2 separate regions of the Homo sapiens genome follow, and region 1 is linked to region 2. A link is a loop called in an ENCODE intact Hi-C map of the cell type or tissue named here. Cell type or tissue: psoas muscle. All regions are shown on one strand. Each heading gives the region's core, and the rest is flanking DNA. Links, peaks and the distances in the headings are about the cores only. Region 1 overlaps LOC105378102 (a long non-coding RNA gene). Region 2 has its middle 680 kb from the start of QKI.

Region 1 (5,383 bases), core at 70-5,069, 76 kb after region 2:
CTTGTCTCAGTAAATGACACATCACCACCATAGTCACGTGTTAGAAACTGCAGTATGAGAATCGGGGTCTTCAAAATAGGAGAGAATAATTTACGGACAGGAATGACAAGATAGTGAAATAATTCAGATCGGCTATGCTTTTCCCTGTACTTATAAATATCATATGCCGTATTTTCATGTAATAAAAACCCCAGAACATAGAACTAAAACTAAAATACAAGCCCATTTCATTAGGGCATATTAAATCCAATTCAACAGACATTTATTAGACGAAGCATTATTGAGCGTCTATTATATGTTTCTATTCAACTTGTTTATTACTAATATATTCCCTGATTTAATATTTCTTTTGCCTTGTATTATAAGTGTTCACACTATTGAACTCTTCTTAATTTGCCTTCTTTCCCAGTCACAATTAAAAGGATTTTATGAATTGAGTGTTTCTCCACAATGAACTGGGATTTAGCTACTTCACCGATATTTGCTTCATCAAATATGCAGGCAACCAACCACATACTTTCTCGAAAGGTTAACATCTGTTGTAAGTAGAGATGCTTCTCCCAAATCTCTATTGACCAAACTCCTGCACATTCATCCCAGATGGCTTCTGGTCACAGACTAACATGGTAGAAAATTTAGTGAGATACACTGTTCTCATCCACCCATCCACCCATGCATTCATTTGACCAATATTGATTGAATGCCGATTCATAGGACAAGCTCCCTGCTGGGGACTGCGTCTGACCTGCACAGAGATGAAAGTTGTGTTTCTGGAAGGGTGCACAGTGTTGTAGAAAGGGGGATTTCATGGGGTTCTAGGTAAGTCTGGCAGTCCCACACAGGGAGGATAGATGGAGTGAAGTTGTAGAGAATGTATCAGCCTGGTGTTCACATGGAGGTTTTTATCACAGCCTCCAGAACTTACGGAAGTTGCTTAAATCCTTCAGGTCCTTTGTTGCCTTATGGATAATAATAGCACCTTCATAGCATTGACGTGAAAAGGAATAAAATAATGCAAATGAAGCCCACAGTACCAGGCATGTAAGTGCTCAATAAATGTTTGCTACTACTCTTCTGTCCAGATTTTTCAGCTGAGGATTTGATATTTTTTAAGAACCAGTACTGGAATGACAACTGCCAGGCTTCCGTCAGCTGCCACTGTTCATAGTAAGCACACACAGGGTTCTCCTCTGCTACTGCACCGATTAAAAATAGATTTTAATTCCCCACAGGACAAAACGAAATCTGTGCACCTGTGCTTCCCATTTCTCTAGGTAAATCCTGTCAGCTTCCTGACAATATGCTCTTCGAACAAGTTCTAGTTCCTACCCAGGCTCGCCGTGTCTGCAAAGATGAAAAGAATTCAGGAATCATTCCCCCTGGAGGAGAGAACCTTGCTCATTAGACAGGAGTTGTGAATTAACTTTTACTACAATTGTCATAAACCTACTTTATTAGTTCTAAGAAATCAGTTGCAATTAAAACTATAAAAATTCTCCAAAGAATCAGAAGAGAGGCTGCCTGGTATCAAAGCTTCACCCAGTGGAAACTCTTTGGGGAGCTCGGGGGCATGGGGAGCACTGGCTCAGCCCCAGGGGCACTGCAGATCCACCTCATGCTTGGACACTGGGCTCTTTATTCTAAAACTAGAATGTCCTTGGTACTTCTGGGCATTTTATGTCCTGTGCTTATATCTCTCTCCTGTGAATTCTGAGTGTGTTTTCTTCATTTACAGAGACCATTTAAAAATCTTAACATGTAATGGTTTTGTCAGCCTCAGCCTAATGATTAGTGGAATGGGGAAATATTTCAACGATATTTCTATGGTTCATTAGGAACCAAATATTCCAGACTCTCAGACTAGATTCCAAATGCCCTAAGAAGGAATCAAGTCATTTTCAGCCTTCCACCGCACAGACATATGCATATCACCTGCGAATGAATACACAGTAATAAAAGAATGAACAAAAGAATGCATGGCAAATTTGTGCTCCGGCTCCGAGAAACTTGCAGTCAGGATTGGGAGATGGATCTTGGCCATGGTGCACTGTGGCGTCCACTGCTCTCCAGGCAAAATATGACCTCATGCGGATTCCCATGCAGGCTCTGAACAGCAGGCGCCCTGAAGGGCGAGTCTGAGGAGCTGGAGGGAAGCAGATGAGGCACGAGCGTTTGGTCATGGCTGGCCCTAGATCGCAGGCTGCATGCGGGAATAGAGGAGAAAGGCTGAACCTTCTAGACCAAAAGGTACCCTCTTCCCTCCCGTGGCCTGTTTCCTTCATAGCCCCATAACGCAGCACAAATGTAGGTATTCTCCAAAATTCCATTCTCCTCTTCCTCCTTCTTTTCCTCCTCCGTTCTCTCAGAAATCCCTTCTACTCCGACATATTCAACTTCCAACATAATGTCACAATGAACAACACAAGTTCTAGTGTCAGACGGCTCTGCAGCTCTCACCTGTGTAACCACAGGCAAGTCATCTGAAATCTCTGCCTCCATTTCCTCGCCTTGAAAACAGGAGTAATAATAGAACCTCCTTACAAGAGATTGTTGCAAATATAAAGGAATCGGTACACACAGGGTGCTAAGAATAGTGCCTACATAAGTATTAGACATTTTAAAAATTACTACTGTTATTTCTGAAAGATGAGTCTCAAATTCTCATCTATAAATTCCACCTTCTCATCTATAAATTCGCATCTATAAATCCCACACTTCTGCTCCTGCCATAGCCCTGAAGAGGAGTCCAATGTGACCTACTCTGACGCCCTTCTCTGCTCCCCCAGTTCCTCCCACACATCCACGTACTGTAGAAATCAGCAGTTTTTTACATTCCATGAAAATAAGCTACTCATCCCCTCCCCTCCTGGCAGAGGCAGGAACCAGAAACCACGCCCCCACAGAAATCAGCGTAAACACTTTGTTTCTTAACCCCCATCCAGGCCGATGTCTCCTCCCCTCACCATATGTGTGTGTGTGGTGGGGGGGGAGTGCACGTGTGTTTGTGTGTGTGCATGTGTGTGTGTGTTTGTGTGCATGTGTGTGCATTTGTGTGTGTGCATGTTTGTGTGTTTGTGCATTTGTGTGTGCATGTGTGTTTGTGTGGGGGGAGTGGGGGGTGCACGTGTATTTGTGTGTGTGCGTGTGTGTGCATGTGCGTGCATGTGTGTGTGTGCATGTGTGTTTATGTTTGTGCATTTGTGTGTGCGTGTGTGTATTTGTGTGTGCATGCACGTGTTTGTGAGCGTTTGTGTGTTTGTGTGCATGTGTTTGTGTGTGTGCATTTGTGCCTGCGTGTGTGTGTGTGTGTGTGCATGTACTGTGTGTGTTCTCCCTCTCCTTGCCAAGCAGCAAAGCAAATTCTTTGTGAGTTCCTCCTGGTCCTTGAGCTGCCCCAGGAGTCCCAAGTCCCCTTAATACCATGACTCTTCCTAACACCATGAGCTCCTTATGAGGAATTCTGGGATTATGGTAAAAAAAATTCTTCATTTTGTGGAACAGTGTATCTCCTTCTACCACTCTGGGGCTAGTTACAACTTTCCCCGCCTAGATACCAGCATAACATAGCTACGTTGTGACAGGACTGGCTCACACAGCACAAAGTTACTAACTGATACAGAACTCTCCCAAGGCTCTGAGCTGCTCCATTTGTTGTCGGCTCTGTCTGCAATACCTCTTTCCTTCCTCATATCCTGGTCAATTTCTATTTGTTCTACCATCTTACCTCCTTTGGTTGTGAGGCTATTCCAGAGCTTCTCTAGAGAAAACTCTACTACTCTCTGGACCACAACATACTGCTGCCCAGGTTGTTCACTGCACAATTCTGGCAGGTGTCATTACCATAGCCATTCACACTGGAATCTACGTGTATAAAACGCTCTGGGTGTGACGTATTCATCAGCATCAGCCTCTGTGGCCTGATGCTCTTTCTTTTGTCCTTCCTCAGCAAAGCGCACTCCTGTTTTTCTGTTAACTTCTTTTCTGCTTGCCTCACTCCTGCTGAACTTGGTGCCTCTGAGGAGCAGGGGGCATGCTTTCAGTGGGTCCAGGCGAACACCTAGCCGTGTTCCAAGCACAAGAGGCTCCTGGTAAATGCTGTATAAATGAGCGAGCTGAGTGTTTTAATTCCAATGCATATTAATTCTCACCATATTGCTAACTGGATGCAGATGAAAATAAAGTGTGCAATAAAAAAAAGAAAGAAAGAAAGTCTCCTAACCATGGCGCATGACCCTGATGAAACGCTCGGTTCCCGTGGGCTTAGCCTCCTGCGTGGACAGAGCTCGGTGTCCAAGGTAGAGCAGGCAGATCAATCACCTGCCAAAAAGGAGACGTGCTGTGCTTTGGGAGAAGGTGTTGGCGTTGCTGCCCTTTACCCTGGAAAAGGTCAAAGACGTCTCTCGGTGGAGGCAGTGTTAAGAATGAATGCTCTGGACTTTTGTTTGCAAAGGAGAAGCTGCCGCGCAGCCGGGGCCAGGCCCCACGTACCTCTGGTGCCGCAGGTACCCCTGCTCCCGCCCCAGCTGGGGGTTAGCGAGTGCCCTGCCCAGCTGAGACACATCCGTACCCTTGAATATGAGCCCTCATATTCGCAATACACTTCAGGTTAACCACATGAAGATGAATCCAGGTTCCCCTCAATGCTTCCAAATGGCAACTCCTCACGTATGACAGCGGAACGCGCCAGGCAGGCCCCGAAAAGCTGCAGCCACCGCCAAGAAGATCCCGCGTGCCAGGCCTGCGCGCCAGCCATTCTCTTGTTCTGACCATATTTTGGTTCATATTCCTTCTGAAAACAAGATCCCTGCCTCCTGGCTTCGTCCTTCGTTGGGATTCTCGCAGGTGCTGCCGTTCAGAGGCCTAGAGGGAGGGGAGGGCTGTGCGCAGCGCTAAGCCCAGGGACACCGCGCCCTCTCAGGTGTCTACTTTCCAAGGAGGATGACTCCACTTTTCCAAGCCCACCCCAGAGAATTCCTTTCCATTGTAAAGGGAAAGGGGCGGACGGCTTCAGCATGTTCACTACAGTCGAAAACACGGAGGCAAGGAGAGGAGGGTGACAGGCGTTCCGTGGAGGCGAAAAGAAACAGAATTCCGAGATTCTTATTTGCAGAAAGTCTTGCTAACAAACCAAAAGCCAGAGTTTTAAGATCACTCATGGAAATACCTCCCAGGATGTCGTCTCTGATTAAGGATGTGTGAGGGTTATTGAGTTTTGAATTAGATGCACTTTAATAAAACAGTAGAATGTTCTTACCTGATTGCACCTGTATTGATTGTGTTCAAGAGGTCTACCCTTGGGTCCGGGTCAATGACTTTACATAAACTTGCTAGCGACTCCGACTGGATGTTAGTTTTCAGATTTTTGTAAGCTATCCAATTTGTT
Region 2 (5,383 bases), core at 289-5,288:
TCCCCAGCCCACCCAGATTTTAATGCAAACTCCAAATATGGTTTCATTTCACCCATAAATAATTCTGCATGTATCACGCGGGAACATTGAAGAATATTTTAAGAACAACAAATTAACATGATCCAATATTGTGTCAGTGTTTAAAGGTTGATGTGTGTATAATTTTTGCTTCAGTTTGCTTGAATCAGGATCTTAATAAAGTTCATATATTACAACTAGTGGGTATTTGGCATAAGTCTCTTTTGATCCGTAGGTTTCCTTTCATTGGAGGTTTAAAGTAAGGGAATGTCATGATTTGTGACATTTTTTTAAACACCACTGTAGCTGTGTGTGGAGACCAGGGAGCAGGGGGCACGTGGACTGAGCAGGAGCCCGTAGGAGGCCATTGCAGTGGTCCAGGCTGGGGGTGAAGGGGGTCTGGGACCACAGGAGAAGGAAGGAATTGGAATGAATATAGGACTTGTTTGTTGACCATCTCATGTTCTAGTTAAAGCATACTGGGCTTATTTTTCAGGTCTACCAAACTGAGTTAGAGTATGAATGTATACATATGTAAATAATAGACAACAACATAGGAATCAAATCTGTGAAATTAATACACACATAGAAATGTAAGTATATTAGAGATAAAAATATGTACGCAGCATGCTTAGATAGCAATGAAGGAATATAGAAAAAGAGAGTTTCAAAAGTTACAAAAAATTATGCAGTTTGTTCATATGATCCCACACTCCCTGAAATAAGGTTAATCAAGTTTCCCAATTTTGATTTCCTCTCTAAATTGATGACTTCCCTTGAGATTTTCACGAATTATTTTAAAGCCAAGGTGTAGCCTAGTAGAAATTAATTATTTATCCCCAAGAGACAATAGAGCACATGGCATTACAAATAAGTTCTGTTGCTGAAGAAAACTTAAGAGATTAACTGGGAATGAATGAGAGACACAAAATACTGCTTCTCAGCAACGTGCCCCGTGTTCGCCCAGGGGCTCCGGGCACACCGCGCAGACTCCCCAGAGTATCTGGACCAGCACCGCCTGCTGCCCTGCGGCGAGATCTGCCCCAGCGAGTCAAGAGCGAGCCTGTTCTTTTCACTCTAACGGTTTCGCATCTGCTCTGGCCAAAATGTTTTTTCTGCCTTTCTTTCATCTGCACTGTGTTGCCTAGCTTTCCCGCAGAGGCCCCAGTGTCACTCTGAGAACGATCACTCTCTCATTGTGTTTTGTGTTCCTTTTACCCATGGGCAGCTTTCTTTTTACACTCAGTGTCCCTATGAATGGAGCGTTTTGCAGCACCTGGAAGCCTCACTCAGAGAGTCGGCCTCTGCGTTCACACAGTCCAGGGGTGGGGGATGACTGACGCAGATCACCCCGATGAGCCTCAAGTTGGCTTTTTATGTCTGGCTGTTATTCAGAGCTTTAAAAATGGGGAAGGGGAAATGAGAGGGAAAGAGGAAGAACAAAACAAAAATGACAGGAAAATGGCAGAACTTCCATTCGTCATTACCGTTATTTAGCATGAAATGTCAACCAAGTCTGAAGGGCTTTTGGGTGCATGAATAAACAGGCCAGCAAGTAGTTATTTTTATTCTATATGTACATCTTGTGCTCCACACTCAACAGTGACGTCAGCCTTCTTGCTTCACATCAGCTGTCCTTGCTCACGGTGTTCTCAAGGGTGTGAACTCGGCTGAAGATAAGGGTTTGTGACTGCCGTTCCTGTCATGCTGAGCTCGCTTACAGCATGTCCCCTGGCTCAGCAGCTCCACATAGGACCGATGCAGCTCGCAGCTACATTTTCAAGTGTGTTGATGCACATTCCCTTGGGTGTGGACTTTGGATTAGTGTCATTGTCACAGGCGCTAGACAAACACAACATCCATCCTCGTGCTAAGCTGTTTGTCTTGTTTTGCACTCCTTTGAGGAGTTTCCAGGCTCTGTCTACACAGTGCCAAATATCTAGATCAGAGTTGAAAAATGTAATTTAAAACCCCAGTGTTTGTGTTGCATGGAAAAAGCCCAGAGTTTTTTATATTTGGATAAATTAGAGAGAGAGAAAACCTTTGCCCTCAATTCTATCAGAATGGTATACTTGAAGTTGCTGAAAATATGCTGAGTTGAATCAAACGGTTATTGATACGATCCATTGCACTCCCCAGTATAATGTGTAGATCAATAACTCAACACAGATTCTGTTCTTCATGGTCTTCTCTATAGTGTTGCTTCAAATAGCATGACCTTTTATATTCTCAGGATAAATTTTCTATAAACTTAAAGCATCACCATTTCCTATAGACAAAGTAGGGTAATTAATAATTATTATTCTGAATGATAAGCATTTTGCTGATGTGCCAGCCACCGAGCTGAGCTTTTAAGGAGTTCGTTCACTTAATCCCTTCAATGAGCATATGGTATCTCCGTTAAATATATGAGGCATCTGAGACTCAGAAAGTTCAAATAACTTGTCCAAAGTCACTCAGCTGAATTATCAAAGCATGACTCACACACAGCCTATATTCTTACATCATACTGCCTTCTGGAAAAGTTGGACTCACTTTAGTCCAAGTAGTCCTGGTTCTATTTTATGATCATTAAAGCTGTGTGCGTTTGCAACCCCCAGTCCCACCTCCCCGTGTGTGGTGTGTGTGAGTATGTGATGGATAATTATTGTTTGGTTAGGCTCATTTCCTTTTGTTTAATTTCCAACTGCTATGCGTAATAGCATTTCCTTATTCTAGAGGGAAGCAGAAACTCGGAAAGAACGCGAGGACAGCTCATTTGCAGTGCTTCCTGTTGAGGGAGCAGGAAGTGTGCAGGAGTTGTGAGGAAGTCTGCCAGAAAGAGATTCCTAGAGTTGAAAGTGGGGAACCATCAGGCCCAGCGTGGGGTCCAAAGCTGAGCTTAGAAGCCCATAGGAAATAGATGCCTAAACTTCCAAGTTTCCCTTCCTACAATTCTATCAACAGAGACTCTGCAAATATGTGACAGGCTGAATTCTAGAAGAACCTGTGCTTATAAAAGCCTCAGAGCCTAACCATACCATGCAACAGCACAAGGCCAGCCCAGAGGCCTGCAGGTACAGAGAAACCAGCAGAAGGGGGCAAGAGTGAGTCAAAGGAACTCACCACGGTTTCTAGACTCCCGGAGTGTCGCCCATGGAGACTTTTCTCTTTACAGTAAAGTAATTGAGAACAAGGGACCAGATGTCAGTTTGATTAGAGAAAGAGAGGTAGGGCAGAATGATATAGGACATTATCCAAGTAAAGTAGAAAATAAAAGTTTATGCAGGATATGAAACAGCAAGAGATCTATAAAGGAAGCTAAAATCCAACTTGCAGGAATTTGTGTTAGTGAGTGAACAGTAAGTGTCAGTTATTTGAAGATCATCCTCGTGAATGCCTGCCTAATGAATACAGGGCTGGAAGACATTCCCTCAGGGCCTCCTTGACTAGAACGTAACTGGAGGTTTCCATACTGACCAGCACGGACCAACTCAGAGTAGAGCAGACCAGGACCCACCATGCTAGAGCGTTCATCAGTGACCCCTTTCTCCTATGCATCTGCCCTGCTTTGCTTGTGTTCATTTGCATATCCACACACACAACAAATATTCATTGACCACCAGCTCTGTGCCAGGCACTGAGGTTGATGAGGATGTGTTGGTGGATAAAACACATGGCTTCTGGAGCTGACCATCCTGCAGAAGGATTTCAGCCCACTTTCTAAAATCTAAAACAAGAAAACAAAACAGCAGCAACAGGCCGGGCGCGGTGGCTCATGCCTGTAATCCCAGCACTTTGGGAGGCTGAGGCGGGCGGATTAGGAGGTCAGGAGATCGAGACCATCCTGGCTAACATGGTGAAACCCCGACTCTGCTAAAAATACAAAAAATTAGCCGGGCGTGGTGGTGGGCGCCTGCAGTCCCAGCTACTCGGGAAGCTGAGGCAGGAGAATGGCATGAACCCAAGAGGCAGAGCTTGCAGTGAGCCACGATCATACCACTGCACTCTAGCCTGGGTGACAGAGCGAGACTCCGTCTCAAGAAAAAAAAAAAAAAAGGAGAAAGTTGGAGAATGCTATGTGAGCCTGAAGACAGTCATCTGCAAGCCAGAGAGAGGGGCCTGGAGCCAGTCCTTCTTCACAACCCTGCTGACACCTTGATTTCTTCAGTTCTAGCCTCCATGACTGTGAAAAAAAAAAACAAAAAAACAAAAAAAAAAAACGCAACAACAGAAACTCCAGCCTCCCTGGATTCCAAAATCCCCTCTAATTAATATGATATTGCTTGGCTACTGATATGGTTTGGCTGTTTCCCCACACAAATCTCGTCTTGAATTGTAGTTCCTGTAATTCCCATATATCGTGGGAGGGACCAGGCGGAGACAATTAAAATATGGGGGCAGTTTCCCCATCCTGTTCTCATGATAGTGAGTCAGATCTCACAAGAGCTGATGGTTTTATAAGGGGCTTCCCCCTTTGCTGGGCACTCATTCTTCTCTTCCCTGCCACCATGTGAAGAAGGATGTGTTTGCTTCCCCTTCTACCATGATCATAAGTTTCCTGAGGCTTCCTCAGCTGGGCTAAACTGTGAGTCAATTAAACCTCTTTTCTTTATAAATTACCCCGTCTTGGGTATGTCTTTATTAGCAGCGTGAGAACAGACTAATACAGCTACCCTTCTCAAAAGTGTTGCTTTTGAGAAGGAACACTTCTCAAAAGAGTCATTTATGCTTTCTGGGTCCAGTTATTACCGTTTACCAACTTCCTGCCTCTCTGAACCTGACCCTCAGGATCTGCCTTTGTGACAAGATCACCCATGACAGCCAAGGCCTTCAAGTGATCCTTTCCAGGCCTGCACTTATTTGGTCCCTCTAGAACATTTTGCACTGTTGCCCACTCTTTTATTCTTTGGATGCCTTCTTCCCTGGTTTTCCTGAACACCATGATCTCCTGGTTGTCCTCCTACTTTTTTCTCACCTTCATCAACAGGATTTGCTTTCACCATCTATTTATTTCTTTCTGGGGAGGAGGGAGAACATTTTTTTTTTTTGCTTTCCTGGAGGGTTTCATCTGAACCTTTTCTTTTCTTGCTTTTGGAGATGTATACACACTTTTGGCTTTAATTACTCTTTATTTGCTCATGGCTGCTATTTTTCTATGCAGAGCTTCAGCTCAGTATGTCTAAACGCCTACTAGAATTCCCCATTAGAAATACCACCAGCATCTCACACTTGGCAGGCTGAAAACCAAACTCATGATGTCCTCCACTCTGCTGTGTCCATCTCCCTGCATGGCATCATCACCCACCTATTTATCTCCTGGTGAGCCAGAGTCATCCTCAAGCCTTCCCCCTCCTTCACTCCCACATCCAATAAACTATCAAGC

Evidence for each region. Hi-C counts contacts between places; a loop is a spot of excess contacts. Peaks named below come from ENCODE experiments on the same cell type or tissue, not always from the same donor. Only the 100,000 strongest peaks of a DNase experiment are listed, where the experiment ranks them.
Region 1: it touches region 2 in a loop (2.0-fold over the local background); 2 of 110 quality-filtered maps call a loop at or near these places.

Annotation. Positions count from the first base shown.
Region 1 is chr6:164,019,536-164,024,918 of GRCh38, reverse strand. All of the region lies in intron 4 of LOC105378102 (a long non-coding RNA gene), which reads right to left. Among named protein-coding and RNA genes, the nearest start is that of QKI, 610 kb to the right of the region's middle. In psoas muscle, for the core only: no CTCF peak of the experiment used is centred there; a DNase peak (open chromatin) is centred at 2,088; H3K4me3 peaks cover 1,310 bases; H3K27ac peaks cover 1,226 bases.
Region 2 is chr6:164,095,432-164,100,814 of GRCh38, reverse strand. No RefSeq gene overlaps it. Among named protein-coding and RNA genes, the nearest start is that of QKI, 680 kb to the right of the region's middle. In psoas muscle, for the core only: a CTCF peak has its summit at 3,073; a DNase peak (open chromatin) is centred at 1,744; H3K4me3 peaks cover 854 bases; H3K27ac peaks cover 2,847 bases.